Regions from separate parts of the Mus musculus genome. Here region 2 is linked to region 1. Evidence: chromatin loops called from intact Hi-C (ENCODE). Cell type or tissue: left cerebral cortex. All regions are shown on one strand.

Region 1 (8,000 bases):
ACTAATGTATTTGACAGTAAGACAGGACTTAAAATATTTAATCTAGGTTTTAATCTACCCTCCTGCACTGAGAATATACCATTTCAATTCTACTGTAAAGTGCTCACATGGTGTGCTCTCTCTCTCTCTCTCTCTCTCTCTCTCTCTCTCTCTCCCTCCTTCCTTTCCTCCTCCACCCACTCTATCTCTCTCCATCCATAAAGCTAAGGTTTAGAACTGTTGTTCTTTATTCATTTTTATATATTCTTTATTTGTTATTATTTATATAAAACTTTCAATGTAGATATATTGAATTAAACGATAAATCATCTATCCCAAGTAACATGTCCATTCCTGGCTCAGCAATTATCCTGCTGTTTCCTCTTGTCATTTGTATTCCCCCTTCTCCATTCCTTGTAATCATGTATGAATATGTTTATCCTTTTCACTCAGTGAAGAATACAATGTAAAACTCAACATACGGTAGATAAGATTTCAAAAGTAGCTTATGTATTTTGTAATGAAAATGTGTGCCACTATTCTACAAGCATCACTCTACTTATCTAAATTTTGTTCTCATCACAAAGAAACTGAAAATGGGTTTGTCTGGACGAGCTGAATCTGTAGGTTATATTCTCTTCCACTCAAACTCTTATGGCAAAGGCATATGTGGCTTAATTTTGAGAGATGGGGTCAGACATGGTGGATGGGAGGATGAGGGAGAGGTAGGAGAATAGTCTTTCTAGACTCCAAGACGGAGCCTTTCTATAAGCCACAGTCACCCCTTATATTTTTGTGCCCATACTGACACATTCAAGCAAAACTTGTTCCCCTAGAATGGAGAGAAAATATTCTTTAATCCCCCAGCCTATAGAATTATTTCATGAAAGACTAAATGTGCTGAAAGTGCACATATAAAATTCATTAGTTAACTCCAGAACTTATTGGCTCCAAGGTATAAGAATTACTTTCCTCATTGATTCACAGAATGCCCAAGTGAACAATTTAAGCAAGGGGAGCTTTACTTAGATTCACAGTGTAGGATATACAGTCCATGTCAGTTGACCTGAAGTGGCTGATTAGATGCCATGAGCAGTCAATAAGTAGAGAAAAAATGGAAATTACACATAACTCTTAAGACACAACTTCAGCAACCTTCTTCCTCTAAGGAAGTTCTGGTTGCTGGTTGCTAAAGTTTCTACAAACTTTTCAAACCTAGCCAGTTGAACAGCCAAGAGTTCAAACAGCCCTAGCCTGTAGGGACATTTGTCCATCAACTAGTAGAGTCAAAATTGCTAACATCATGCTTAAATTTTGTTTGTCATTAGTATATGTATATAAGTAAATATGTTAAATCAAATTACTCATTTTTTACTTCTTTTGGATCTATTGTATTTAAAAGTATTTGGTGAATGTTGAGACCTTGACAAGATGTTCTTACAGGTCTAAGAAATATCCCACATTAAAGTGCTAATGCTTGTCTCGACTCAGAAGAATAAACACGTTCATACCTAATTACAAAGAATTTACAAAGGGGAAATACAAATGACAAGAGGAAAGAGAAGTAGACAAGCTGAGCTAGAAGCAGACATATTACTGGGGATAGCTGATTTGTGGTTGATATCTATTCTGCCAAGGCAAGCAAGAAATATGCATGCTTGCTGAAGAACTCAGAAAGGCAATGTGAGTACTGATAAAATGAATCTCAGATGAAGTCCTGGTCACCAGTAAATCATAAAAATTCTTACTTGCTTCTATACATGAGCTTGTCAATCCTTGTATTCTGTCTTTCTGTCTAAAATTCTGGAAGATAAACTTTTATAAATCTCTACATGCTTCCCAACTACTATCATTTGCAAGGCCACTACTCTGATTTGACTTTTCAGCTGTGGTTAGAATGTGATGAAACATATTCATTAGTGTACATTAATTATACATGCACCAACCACAAAGCAGGTGTTTGGCTGTAAGAGGGGTGTTTAATCAGAACAAAAAATTGATTCTAAGTGGTATTTTACATTCTATCCTTATTTATGGGGTTCCTCCCAGAACATTAATGAAAATAAAATTTGAACACCTAGCACCTTTGGAGAAATGCTTTTTATAGACAAAGGCTAGTCTATTTGTACAAGAAATTGATTTATATTTGTATTTATATTTAACTTATATTTATATTTACATGTTGTTAAATATTTTAACAACTTTGTTTATTTTGACTGTGCTTAAAATAATCAAAGAGGAAAGTTGTAATACAGAAGCAAAATTTTATGAAGCGTGTAATTTACTAGATATGTAATATTGCATATAAGATTAAAAATATTTGTTGATTTTTCAAATTGAGTTTGCTCTTCTCAGCAAGTCATAGTTAATACTTTTAGGTTGTTAAATAAAAACAAGTTATAATAAAGGATGGCACGAATGTGGAAAAGAGAAGCCATTGCTCAATGCTGATGTGAGTGCAACGGGGGAAGCCACTAAGGAAATCACTGTGGAGTTCCTCAGAAAACTAAGAATAAAAACCCTATCTGATACCCTTATACTCTTTCTGCTCATAATTCCAAGGCACCTGTATCCTGTGAGAGATACTTTCACATCCTTGTTTATTGGTATTCTATTCTCAATTGTAAGAAATTGCAATCAGCCTTGATATCTATAAGTAGATAAATGGATAATCAAAAAGTGCTACATATATGCAATGGGTTTTTACTCACTGGTAAGAAATGAAAAAAATGAAAATTGTATCAAAATTATGTAAGTTGAAAGTATCATATACCCTTTGTGAGATAACACAGCCTGATAAGTTTTGTCATTTATATGTCAGTGTGTGTATGTTTTTATATAACATCAAACTAGAAGGATACTACCAGAGATAAATTAATATTTTGAGGTAGGGAGATTGTAACTCATGTGACATGAGACTCAAAAGGATTTTTGCAGATTGAAGAATATAAGTGAGCAAGGAGGTTACAGAGAAGGGTCCAGAAGGGTCAGCAGAGACAAGTTATGCTTTACAATGCTATATGTCAGATCTTGGGGGACCACCAAACAGACAGTACCCACCAGCTGATATGAGGCCCCCTACACATATACATAGAAGACTTCTGGGTCTGTGTTCATTCAGAGATGATGCACCTAACCCTCAAGAGACTGGAGGCCCCAAGGAGTATAGAGGTCAGATGGGGTGAGTGGTGGGGACATCCACATGGAGACAAGGGGTGGGGAGGAGATATGGGATATGTCACACTCAGATGGTGGATTGGGGGTAATAAAATATGGAATGTAAAAAAGAGATTAATTAAAAAAAATCACAAAAACATGCCATATGAAGCCTAGTGGATATACACTATTAAAATGTTAACAATTTATAAAGAAAAGGTTTCTTTCCCTAAAATATTTCTTGTAAGATTTGAAATTACCTGTCTTGCTGTTACCTTTAGACAGCACAGATTTCAAGCATTCTGACATAGGTAAGTAATAAGAATTTATTCTTCCCCAGAAAGTTCAAGTATTTTCAAATTATACCAGATGGTGTGGGATATTTTTAAAATGGCAAGCAGATTTTCTAGCATTCAATATAGAACTTCTCACAAGCTTCATATACATTGTGAATTATCAGATATGAGCTCAAACAAACAGGAAGCCTCTGGATATCCAGAACACAAAGCTGAGGACATTGTGCTCAAAATTGTACATCCTACTTTAGAGGAGTTGGCCATGCCATTGGTGTGCAAAGGATGGCTGCTTCAGGATTCTCTTAATGTTTGCATACCATAATGTAACTATTTTCTCTGATTCCCCTGCACTCAGGGTTTCAATGAGAAGAGGTGATGTAAGAGTAAGTTATATAGACTCCATCTTTAGCCAGATAAAGTCATGTACTATCTTCATCTGTGAATGCCTACTTTGTCCCTGACCTCAGAACATTATGACTGTTGGCATGTGAACATTCACCCATTCCCATACCACTAATAACATGCCCCTCTCTAATAATATGTAAGTTGAAAATCAAAACTGCAATTATACAGCACATAAGACTTAGTAACATGAAGATATTTACAATGATAGTGGCTGAATTCATTACAAAAGCTGTCTATAGCCCTTAATTGAATGTCCTATTATATATTTATAATATTAAAAGTTATAATATAATATATTTGTTCTCCTCAGAACAGTGCATATATGTTTAATTTGACATGTAGGGCATGGTACATTTCCCAAAGGGAATTCATAGATCATTTAGTTTGTGGACATGAGTTTTGAAGAAAATGAGATCGGAGTTTCTCTAATAACTTCTTCCACTGAAAAGAATGACCTAGATTTGCTGTATACTGCCAAAACTGTGAGAGGATATTTTTATATTGCCATTTTGTTCTCAAGATTTATCTAACTGTTTTCACCATGTGAAATTCCTTTCAAGTTCCTCTTTTTAAAATGTGGGAACACTGTTGAATTTGTAGTATCACAAAGATGGAAGCAAGCAGTAAGGAAGACTTAGTTGAATAAAAGGGATGAGAGCTCAGGTTTCTTCTTCTTTTTTTTTTTTTTTATTATGTATTTTCCTCTTAACCACGGATACCCCCTACTGCCAAATACAATACGTTAGCAAGGTGCAATCTTCAGCCACTTATCGTTATGTAGCAGCCAAGCATAGTTGTTTTATTAGTTTGAAATGTGTTTTGTTCATATAATTATAAAATTGCTTTATACATTTATTTTCCATGATTTTTATGGAAAATAGTACTAAGTCATCTCAAAAGAAAATTTAACATTAATAACCTTAACACATTTCCTTCTGAGTTGCTCATTTATATTTTACACATGAAACCTCTGTTTTATACACAAATTACAAATGGATGATTGTCATATAAGTGGTACTTAAATTATCTATCATAATTTTTTCTCCTTTGGATCTAATTAGTAAATATAAATGACTTCACCAATCTGTGTGACCACATGTAAAAAAGTATGCCATATTCTTCAAATCATTTATAAGTCTAGTGTTTGAAAGATATTGAGCCTTTGTCAGAGTTTATACAATTCATATTTTTCTTTGTATCAATACCCAAACTGAATAAATCATCAAGTAACCAGTAAAAACTTTTAAATTATTTTCCAGAATATATTATTTATTGGGATAGAGGGAAAGATATCAATTTGAAGTTACCGAATTCAAGTGCCTATATGAATTTTCAGTCTAATCCAAAGTAGTTGTAGAATTAACACACACACAGACACAGACACAGACACACAAAGACACACAGACACATACACACACACACATACAGAAACACACACAAGTTAATATAATGAACTTACAAGTTATCTCTAAAAGTCTCTAATTTAGAACCAACGAGGAATGCATTTGTTGTATTGTCGATTCAACCTGTTCATCCTAGCAAATCTTTATGTCACTATTAAACATGTATTTTAAGTCCTGTTTGTATGTACACAAAAGGAGAAATGCATTCATTAGGAATTCAATGTGAAGAATATTTTTAGCAATTGAATGTTCCAAATTGAAAATTAAAAGCCTTCCCTTTAATCTTTTAATTTTTTTAACAGTGAACTCTCCTACCATTACAGGTTAGAGAAGAATGTTAAATAAATGTGTATACCTTTGTAGCAATGAATACAGCTATAGTTATAAATACATAAGATATATCTGTACATTTCTATGTAAATATGGAAGTGATATACTAAAATATATTAAGTATAATATTAATGTGCTCTTAACAATTAATTCTGTTAACATTTTGTTCTTAAATATTCATTTGAAATTTTAAGAAATATAAGGATGAAATATATGAAGGCCATCATTTAAATGTGGAAACCCTAAACACTATGTATATATATATATATATATATATATATATATATATGTGTATATGTATAGTCTATATACATATATACCCACTCAATCTAAACACAAAAACCTACATGTATGCACTCTTAACACACACAAACATATACACACATACATATGCACATACACACCAACTTAACAGGTAAGATATTGTTAAGATGAAAATCTTACTATGAAAACAATGATATGTGTTTTCATATACAAAACCAAATAAGTATTTAGAAGTAAATTTCAGGTCAGATGCAGATATTTGCACCCAACCAATGTACAAAAGCTGCTGGCCCCTGTGGTTGAATTAGGGGAAAGCTGGAAGAAGCTGAAGGGGAGGGCAACATACACCAGCTGATATGTGCCCCGAACACATATACAGCAGAGGCCAGGTCTATGTTCAGTCAGTGAAGATGCATCTAACCCTCAAGATACTGGGAGCCCAGGGAGGTTAGAGGTCTGGTGGGGTGGTGCATGAGGGCGTGCATGGTGGGGACATCCTTGTAGAAACGGGGTGGGGAGGGTAGGGAGGACGATTGGGATGTGGAACAGTTGGAAGGTAGACCAGGAGGGGAATAAAATCTGAGTGTAAATAAATAAAAGTTTAATAAAAGAACATAGAGAAAAATATAGAATATTCATGAAATCATTTAAAAACATATTCAATTTTATATCACTTATGAAGACTAATCTTATTGTAATGTTCATCTATTCAAAGTTATTTACAAATATCATTTAATTCATGTCAAAATCTCTCTGGAATTTTATATGGAAAGAAAAAGAACAATTCAAAAATCTTTGTAGAACCAGTAATGATTCTGCATAGCCAAAACAGCATAATTAAATAACAGAGTCAACAACATTATGCTCCTTGGTATCAAAATGTTTATTTAAATGGCTACCATTACAGCAACATGTGGAGAACAGAAGAGTTGGTACAGAACTAAACCTAGACAATGGTTTTGGAACCAAAAACTGTTGGGATGGGATGCTGCTCCAGCCACTACAACTAGGGAAATCGGTACCGTAATCCAAAGAGACTATGCTGAACTTTAATTTTATTTCCAGCACAACAAAAAACACCAAATCTTATCAGAAGCGTAAATAGAATTCCTGAGGCCAGAAAACAAATACAAGAAAACATAGAAGAGGTTCAGGATTTTTATCTTGTAAAGAATTCCTTGTCTGTGGCATCAAAATTATAAGCAGTAAAAATTACTATAAATAAATTGAACTCTATGAAACTAAAATATTTGCACAGCAAATGAAGCTATCATCAGACTAAAAAGGCAATCTAAAAAGCAGAAAAAACATATTTACAAAGTGTATATGTTGTAAGAGCTTAGAATTTTTATGCTTCTTTTGAGAAGAATGGTAAGGTATGTATATATAAATATGCATAACATATATATATGCTTAACACAATGATTGGTGTAGATTTCATAAATATTCATTTTATGTCTTTACACTGAAATTTCTTAACTTGTTCTATATACATATGTTATAAAAATTTATATTTAAGTTGTTAAAAGACACAGAATATATAGACAGTGTGTCACTGATTCACAAACCTCAAGACTAGGATGGACGCATGTTTTATTACTCCCAGTGTGTCCTCTGTCCCTTCCAGGACATAGCTTCATTTCTATTATTTTGTGGTTAGATAATTGTTAGTTTTATTACTTTGCTCATATTTCACTCAGGTGCCCTGGGCTACGCTGAATTTAAAGTGATCCTCAAAATATTAATGATTTAACTTTAGTTTACCAGTTCTGCAGAATTCACATTCCAACTTGGCTTTCATGAAAAGCACATATCCTTAACCACCACCACCATAGTGAGGTGAGGATACTGTATAAGACCACCGCAATGAGGCAAGGACATTGTATAACATACACTAGCATGTGAGGGTTCAGTGGAGGAAAACACATTGCTTACAGTTTACACTGTTGTTGTCAAGTCAATAGAAAATGCATCAAAGAAGCTGATTTAATTCATGACCTTTAACAAAGGTTCCTTTAGTTACCCACCTGCAAATCTGCTCCTTAAAGAAAGTCCTTCTTATCCCATGATTCCCCCCACATTCACTTCACTTTCATCAAAACATTTCACTGGCTTATGGATTTCTACTTTGCAGAAAATAATCTTAATGACATTTACATTTTTATTT
Region 2 (8,000 bases), 450 kb after region 1:
GAAAGGACTGCCTTTGAGAAAAGTCATGCACAAGCAGATGAAGCGTGACTAACTGCTTCACTCCAGAGGGATCCTTAAGTGTAAATATTGTGCCACTTTAAGTAAATACACAGGCTTGCTGTAAAAGCCCCCGCCCTAAAGTATGAAGTTGTTGCTAGAGTGTTTACAAGTAGCAATACTAGACATATTCACACATACACACACACACACACACACACACACACACACACACACACACACACACACACCAGAGGGGAGAGAGAGGGGGGGAGGGATAAAGAGACTTTATATAAAATCTACCGTACATGATGTAGGTTCTCCCCACCTTATTAATAGTATCTTGGGGATCTCTCTAGAGCTACAGACTTACTGTGAAAACACAGAGTGGCCCCAGAACACTGTAAAGTTGCTAGTTCTTCACTTTAAAATGTTTTTCTTATAAAAATGTTAGCATTGACCCTGAAGTTTCTGCAGCATTACGTCATCTGGCATATTACAAAAGGGAAGAGCCCGACTAAATGTGGAAAGCAGAGCAGATGCGAAGCATGCGCTGAGCTCCCATGTAGGGCAGCAACTTTGCTTTTGTCATTCCTCTTCCCCCAGGGAAGCAGTCTTCTTTTAATCCAGTTCAGACTGTTCTAAGGCAGCAACTATTTCTGAAAGTGTTGAACATGCAGAGCCAAACTTTCTAAGTATGGGGTACAGGAGGCAGGAAAAACATGATGTATTCTTAAAACCCAGGAAAAAGGAGGAGGCCATACTAGGTGATTGCACAGAGGCCTCCCAGGCCTCTGTTCCATGGTGCTCCCCACACACCTGGGGGAGTAGTGTGATGTGACTCTGTGCTTGCCAATGACATCACCACTTTCTCTACAGATCTTTACTTTTCTTATGTCTACCATGCTACTTTTATATGTTCTTCAAACTTGTTCTCAGACTTGTTCTTGCGTATGCTGTCCATGGTCAGAGCCCACAGCTGCCCTTTAAACTCATGGAACATCTCTGTGATCACTCAAAACTATCCCAGCTGATCATCTCTCCATCAAATTGCTGGTTCTTTGTTGTTCTTTACTTATATTGATTCCCATTAAAAATCAGGTTGAAGAGGTTTCCTTTAATGTAATCTGTTGGCCTTTAAGTGAAAGGAACTCTTGGAAACAGAACTTACTTGCAGGAGATGTGACAATTAATGTAGGCTCTTTTGCCCCTAAGTACAAAGATCTGAGGTATAAGAGAGTTGCATACATGAAATGAAGATTTTCAGAAACTCCTTCCTTGCCAATATAAATTTTGATGGTCTAATTCCTGCCCTCCTATTGAAAATTTTTTCCACATGCTTTCAGTGATATTTAATGGTGAGGATTAATGAAGAAGATGATGCATATCAGTTGGGAACCAATACTAGACTTGACCTATGAAATTAAAATGGAAACAAAGCAGAATCAATGAAGAGACAAGCAAGAATAAAGGTGGACCAAGTGCATCTTGCCTAAAGAGAAGGCTGGACCCACAGGTCAAGGTGGCATGAGAAGATAGCCGAAACATCTTTATATCTAATGTTGCTAACTAGCAAGGAGCAGAACACTGACTCGACCTGTCAGAGACTGCAGGATCAAGAGTTCTTTTTGGCTAGGAGCATGAAAATTGTAAGAGCATAAGAAGAAAGACCAGAAATTCAAAATAAACAGCTCAAAGAACAAGAGGGCTGAGGCTAAAAGGAATGTAAAACAAAGGTCAAAAGCCAGAACACAGCAACTTAGTAGAAAATACAGTCGAAAAAAATATATATGTCAATGGTCTCCCTCACAGGAAAGCTTTTATGTTCTTTGTATCAACGAATAGAAGGCGAGATTTAAGTGTAGAGATAATACACAGCTTGCAGGCAGCTAATGCTTCACTTGGAAACTGGGAACTCTACCTGACTGTGATGGGAACCATCCGAAATGAAGATAGGTTGGCAGTTCTGCTGAGAAAGCATGCAGTTATTAGGATATGGGGTGGTGGTAAAGAGATAACATTTCCGTGCTAGACATTGCCACTGTCTTAGTTCATGTGACCTTGCTTTTAATAATTACGAGCTCAGGAGGAATCTGGTGAAGGTGGTGGGCTGTGGTTAAGTAAAGAGAACAGAATTGCCTGTGGGCACTCAGATGTTATATCTGGCTCTCAGAACCAAATAAACAGGTTAATGATGTGGGAATGTAACTAAGTTCCCCAATGCAATCCTCTGTACTTACAGCACAGTGACTTACACAGGGGTGTCCCTCCATTTTGTTCTCATCTGCAGACACTGTAATTGCTTCCTTAGCTAGCCACACTCAATTTTTAGTTTATAGTCAACAAATACTCAGCCTTTATTCGTGCTAGTTCATAAGGAACATTTTTATAATAAGCAGAGCAAAGGGTATTTGAGTAGTAACATATCTAGGGACAATAGTATCCCATGGCACTTAAAATTAAATTATAAATTTTGTTTTCTGTCTATATTATAGTTTAGATATCTACAGTTGTTGCTGGGATGTGTTAAAAAAAAAAGGCTATATGGTAGGTGAAGTGGGATCTTAAGATTTACATGTTTTCTAGGATATCCATTTAAAATAAAGAAGACTTAACTTGCCTTCAGCATAAGCACTACCCAGAATAACATCATCTTCTTGATGGTCTTCCTAATTGAGCAGGGAGTACGGGCTGCTCCCTAAATGCAATTGCCACAATATCATTTCTGATAAATGGTGCATATTTGATTACATTTATTTTTTCTCTTACACAATTGAAAATAAGTAAGGGGCACACTATTAAACATATTTCTGAGAAAAAACAAAAAAGCATTCTGAGGAATTTTTGCTTCACACTTACAGGTCTCCATTTTAATCTTCAGATTCATGCAATTAATAAAGTCATTTTAAAATAATCAGAAACTTTGCATATTTTCCAAATCCTATTTTTTTTTTTTTTGATGCTGGAGCTGTAACAACATTTTCTTATGTTCCTTGTTGAAATCTAACAAACTTGACTACTGTAATAACTTAAATTGCAAGGGGACATGTAGGCACATGCAAGCAGACATGCAGCATGTGCCTACATGTCCAGGACTGGGGAGGAACTGGAGACAGAAGGAATCAAACTTTGATGAAAAAAGGTGATTTTAACGTCAGCCTGAGCTAGATAGAGAGACTAAAAACTAACAAAAAGAAGTCTAAAATATTAAAATATAATTCATTATAACAGAAAACTTAAAAACAAAAATTCTAATGCAAAAGACTGAGAATCTATTACATTAAATAAAAGCATAAACATCATAAATATGGGCTTTAGCATCCGGCTCATTAGTGCCAAGTGTAAACTTGTTATCTAAGGATTAGCAAACAATCCAGCTACTAAGGACTTTTATGCAACATTCACAATTTAGGTTATTTGGCAACAAAATATCATATTGTGGGAAGGATCTATTCACTAGTACTGAAATGCTGTTTTCTTGCACTTAGAAAGAAAAAGGTACAATTGGCAGAGTCACATTTCCTCAATCTCACTTAGCAAACCTCATAAAATAGAAACATAAACAAAATATATAATGCACTTGTAATTCTTAACCCAGTAAATGAAATAAGTTTCTTTTAGAAATAATGTACAGTACATGAGCATTTCTTGAACAACAGCACAGACTATTGGCCACTGGTTTGCAGCAACTGTTGGATATGTTCTGTGTTGTCTAAGGTAATCTAGAAATTACATTAAATAAGTCACATATTTAAGTGGTAATTTTGGCAATCTCATTCCATTAATAAATTTAATAGTAATTAACCAAGCCACTTATCAATTGTATTTGCCCATTTTCCAAGCTTCTAAGAAGTCATTTTAAAAATTATTAGTGAAAAAATACTTCAGCCAAGAACTGAAGGATGTCCTGAGATGGGCATCCTGTGCATCTGTATTGTTGCTTTTAACATTACGCTGATTCTAATCCCCAGCAGGCACTTATTTTCTCTGTTAGTTATCACACAGAAAAGCTGAGATAATACTATGACTATATTTTGTGAATGCCAGCTGACTTTTCTAAGACTATGTATATAAATTCACTTTATGACTATCCACTAATATTTAAATGTTAGATGTCTTATTCTTTTTCTTTGAGTCAGCACAACTGTTTAATCTTATCTTCATAACACTATTATTCAATTTTTTTCAGTCCAGTCATTATCCTTGTCAAGCCTCTTACTGTTCCTCATTCCATACCTCTACCACTGTCTCTATCTAACAGGATGTTCCTACCCCACACACACCAAACCTCCCCCCTCCCTGGGACTCGTGTCTTTCTAGGATTAGGTGCCTCTTCTCTCACAGACAGTCCTCTACTGTATATGGTTTGGGAGCCTCATATCAGCTAGTATATGCTGTCTGGTTGGCGCCTCCGTGTCTGAGAGCTCTCAGGGGTACAGGTTAGTTGAGACTGCTGGTCTTCCTATGGGGTCACCCTCCTCCTCAGTTTCTTCCAGCTTTCCCCTATTTCAACCACAGGGGTCAAAAGCTTCTCTCCATTGGTTGGCTGTAAGTATCTGCATCTGACTTTTTCAGCTACTTGTTGGGCCTCTCAGAGGGCAGCCACGCTAGGATCCTGTTTGTAACCACAAAATAGCATCAGTAATATTGCCAGGCTTTGGTGCCTCCCATTGTGATGGATCCCAGTTTGGGCCACTCATCGGACTTCCTTTCCCTCAAGCTCTTCTCCATTTTTGTCCCTGTTCTTTTAGACAGGAACAATCTGTATCAGAGTTTTTAACTGTGTGATGGCAATACCATCCCTCCACTTGATGCCATATCTTTCTACCGGTGGCAGACTCTATCAGTTACCTTTCCCCAGTGTAGGGCATTTCATCCAAGGTCCCTTCCTTCGAGTACTGAGAGTCTTTCACCTCCCAGGTCTCTTCTACATTGTATAGGGTCCCCCCACCTCCTACCTCTGGTAGTTCCCTGTTTCCATTCTTTCTGCTGCCCTCAAGGCTTTAGTACTGTCTCCCTCCACAACACCTGATCATGTTCCTATTTTCCCCTCCCTGTCCTGTCTCCTACACAAGTCCCTCCCTCTGCCCCCTGTCATTGTTTTCTTTTCCCTCCCAAGTGGGATTAAGGTATCCTCAGTTATGCTCTAGATTCAATATAAACAATTTAAGCAGTAATTTCATATTACTTACTTAATTACTTATTAAATTATTTAGTTTGAGGAAATTTTCATAATATGATTTCTATATTCTAATTTTTATTATTTATTTATATATAAATATTTCACTATATATCCTCCTTATTACTCAAACATTACATATCATGTTATGAAGACTTTCTTAGATATATATTTTTTTGTTCTAGCACACACAATTCTGCTCTGTTAGGGCTGTCTTAATGGTCAAAAGGTATACTTCTACTAACTTTCCCTTCATTTCTGGGGCTAACTATCTCACTTTCATCTTAAGTGTTCTCTGAAGAGACATCAGTGTTTGTAAAAGGAAAAGAAAAAGAAAGAAAAGGATCGGATACTTTGTTTCTGTTTCACAAATTATAAAATATAACAAGTAATCGAAACAGAAAATATAATGGAAATCACCACTGCCCTTTCTTGTGATCAAAATGCAGCTATTTATTGCCAATGCATGCATGTGGATCAGACCAGAATGAAGAAAGATGGTTCTTCAGTGGTGTCTCCAATCTTACTTAAGATTCCTCCCGAAGGCCCTCATTCCATCTTATCTGGTCTCCTTACCATTTGTGGCTATCCAAATAAATCACACCATCACATTTTTATTGTGTGATAACATAAGACATTATGAATCGCAAATCTCATGTCTTAGAAATTTAATTTCAGTTATGCAGGAACACTTTGAAAACAGAATGATTGTGTGTGGGTTCCTCATACTGATTTTACTTGGAAGTTGCTGGTTGTGTGAAGTAATTTGGAACCTAAGTCCCTCAGAGAACTAGGATCAAAATGTCTGTTCTTCTGGGTATGTGGAATCAGGTAGGTGTACATCAACACATGAATGGAAAACAAAAAATGTTAGTACATGTGTATGTGGAATTGTACTCAGCTGAACTTTTTGTCTAAAAATGTATAAAAGACCAGAAAAAAGAAATATAGTTGTTTGTTGAATGGTTGGCTTGGGGAGCTTTGCCCCATCCATCCATCCATCCATCCATCCATCCAAATGCATATATCTGTTTCTCTACATGTTTGTGTGTAGAGTGTATGTATGTATATATATACATATGTGTGTATGTATATGTATGTAACCATGCATGAATACTTGTTGAATTGATTGTGACAGATGGCTGGACCTGGTCAGAGTGTGTGTGTATGAATATTTCAATATGTGTATATGTCTGTGCATATTTGCGTGTATGTGGAATCTTAATGCTTCTCCTTTCCTTCCTCTCTGGTTCCTGAAGAGTTAAGCAGCTTGTCCAGAGCAGCTTCTGGCTTATTCACCAAAACCGAAAAGGAGCAGCAGTATTAACTCTTTTCTCTTAGTTCCCTGCTTCTCAGCAGTATGCATTCATTACCAGATATTAGCGTTTATTTAAGCAAGTAATAAAGAGTTAAGATTTTAGTGCTTAATGAAGCACAGAATAGTAAGAAAGAGTTAAATTTCCCTAGCTCTTATTTAAGCAAAAAGAGTGAAATAAAGCAGAGATTTATAATATTTAATAAAGCACAGAGTTAAAGAGAAAAGAAGCTAGTGTTTTTTTAACCATAGAATAAGTAAGACAGTTTTTAGAATGTTTTAAATGGTATCAGCAAGTGCTCAGTATAGTGAGAGAGATAGAAGGCCATGGACCATCAGTCTTTAAAGCAAATTCCAACATTATGTCCCAGTTCAAGCCCATTCCAGTCTGGGCAAGATCCCGGCAGTTTTGTTTCAAAGTTTGAAGTATTTTAATACAATCATTTTTGCTCACATTGCATTAGTCTTGTCTGTTAATGTAGAGGGAGTTTTGTTTTTCCTTTTGTATTTGAGAGACTATGTATAATTTCACTGTTTCTCTCTTCCCTCTCCTCCCTCCAAACCCTCCATACATCCTTTGTTGCTCTCTTTCTAGTTCATTGATTCTTTATTCATTGCTTTTATACAATATATTTCCAGAACTTTATTTTCCCTTCCTGAATTGCTCCCAAACTCCCATTTACCTATTTTTTGAGAGGAAAGATATCAAGTGGGGCTCCAGAACAATCTTGAATAATGTCCATATTAAGCAAAGCGATGATGTCTTACAAACTTAATTTATGTTTGCTAGAACATGTCACTGAGCTTTTACAGTTCTGGATAAGAATGTAGCATCACATTATACGGTGTAAGGTTGTATGCATGGAGGTAGCTTGCTCTTGCCATGTTTCTGAGTTTAGCACACCTACAGAGAAGTTTGTGCACACTCAGATTCTGTGCAAGACACACACTCAGGCTTCCTGCTGTTCCTTTTTCTCTCATCTGGGAATCTCTATTTTCTCTATTTGATTGTTCACAAATAGAATCTTCTCCATTAAGTTCCTTCATGAGTATTAACATACTAGTGGTCCTGCTAATATTTCTGACCGCTACTTATTGCCTGAGCCTATGGTAATGATATCAACATCGGTGCAAAGTTAATATATATACCCATGATTGAGCAGGAAGGCATCCTGTGCTGTTCTATAAAAAGCTTTCTTTAATATATCTGGCAATCTAAGATGCTTGAATAGATAGCATTTAATAGGTTAATCAACCTTGAAGATCTAACCTTGTCTCTTCATGCTGATCCCTCAGAAGTGTTTGGTAGTGGGACTAGCTTGAATTATATCAGTAAAATGACCCGGTGCCAGGTGCACAGGTGAAAAGGGGGTTAAATTTGCACTTATCTTTTATGTGCCCACAGGGCCTTATTTGCTGGTGTTTGAATCTCTGTGAAAAGCACTAGGAAGTCTAAGCATTTTGCTGCCTCTGCTCTAGCGATCCCGTGAGGGTATTGCCCTGTGTCTT

Evidence for each region. Hi-C counts contacts between places; a loop is a spot of excess contacts. Peaks named below come from ENCODE experiments on the same cell type or tissue, not always from the same donor. Only the 100,000 strongest peaks of a DNase experiment are listed, where the experiment ranks them.
Region 2: a loop joins it to region 1, with 5 times the contacts of the local background. A loop is called at or near these places in 2 of 42 quality-filtered maps.

What each region holds. Positions count from the first base shown.
Region 1 is chr4:78,093,354-78,101,353 of GRCm38, reverse strand. All of the region lies in intron 1 of Ptprd (protein tyrosine phosphatase, receptor type, D), which reads left to right. Among named protein-coding and RNA genes, the nearest start is that of B230208B08Rik, 110 kb to the left of the region's middle. In left cerebral cortex, no CTCF peak of the experiment used is centred here; a DNase peak (open chromatin) is centred at 3,618; H3K27ac peaks cover 1,140 bases.
Region 2 is chr4:77,640,297-77,648,296 of GRCm38, reverse strand. All of the region lies in intron 2 of Ptprd (protein tyrosine phosphatase, receptor type, D), which reads left to right. Among named protein-coding and RNA genes, the nearest start is that of Gm38646, 330 kb to the right of the region's middle. In left cerebral cortex, a CTCF peak has its summit at 3,663; DNase peaks (open chromatin) are centred at 60, 640 and 3,654; H3K27ac peaks cover 5,544 bases.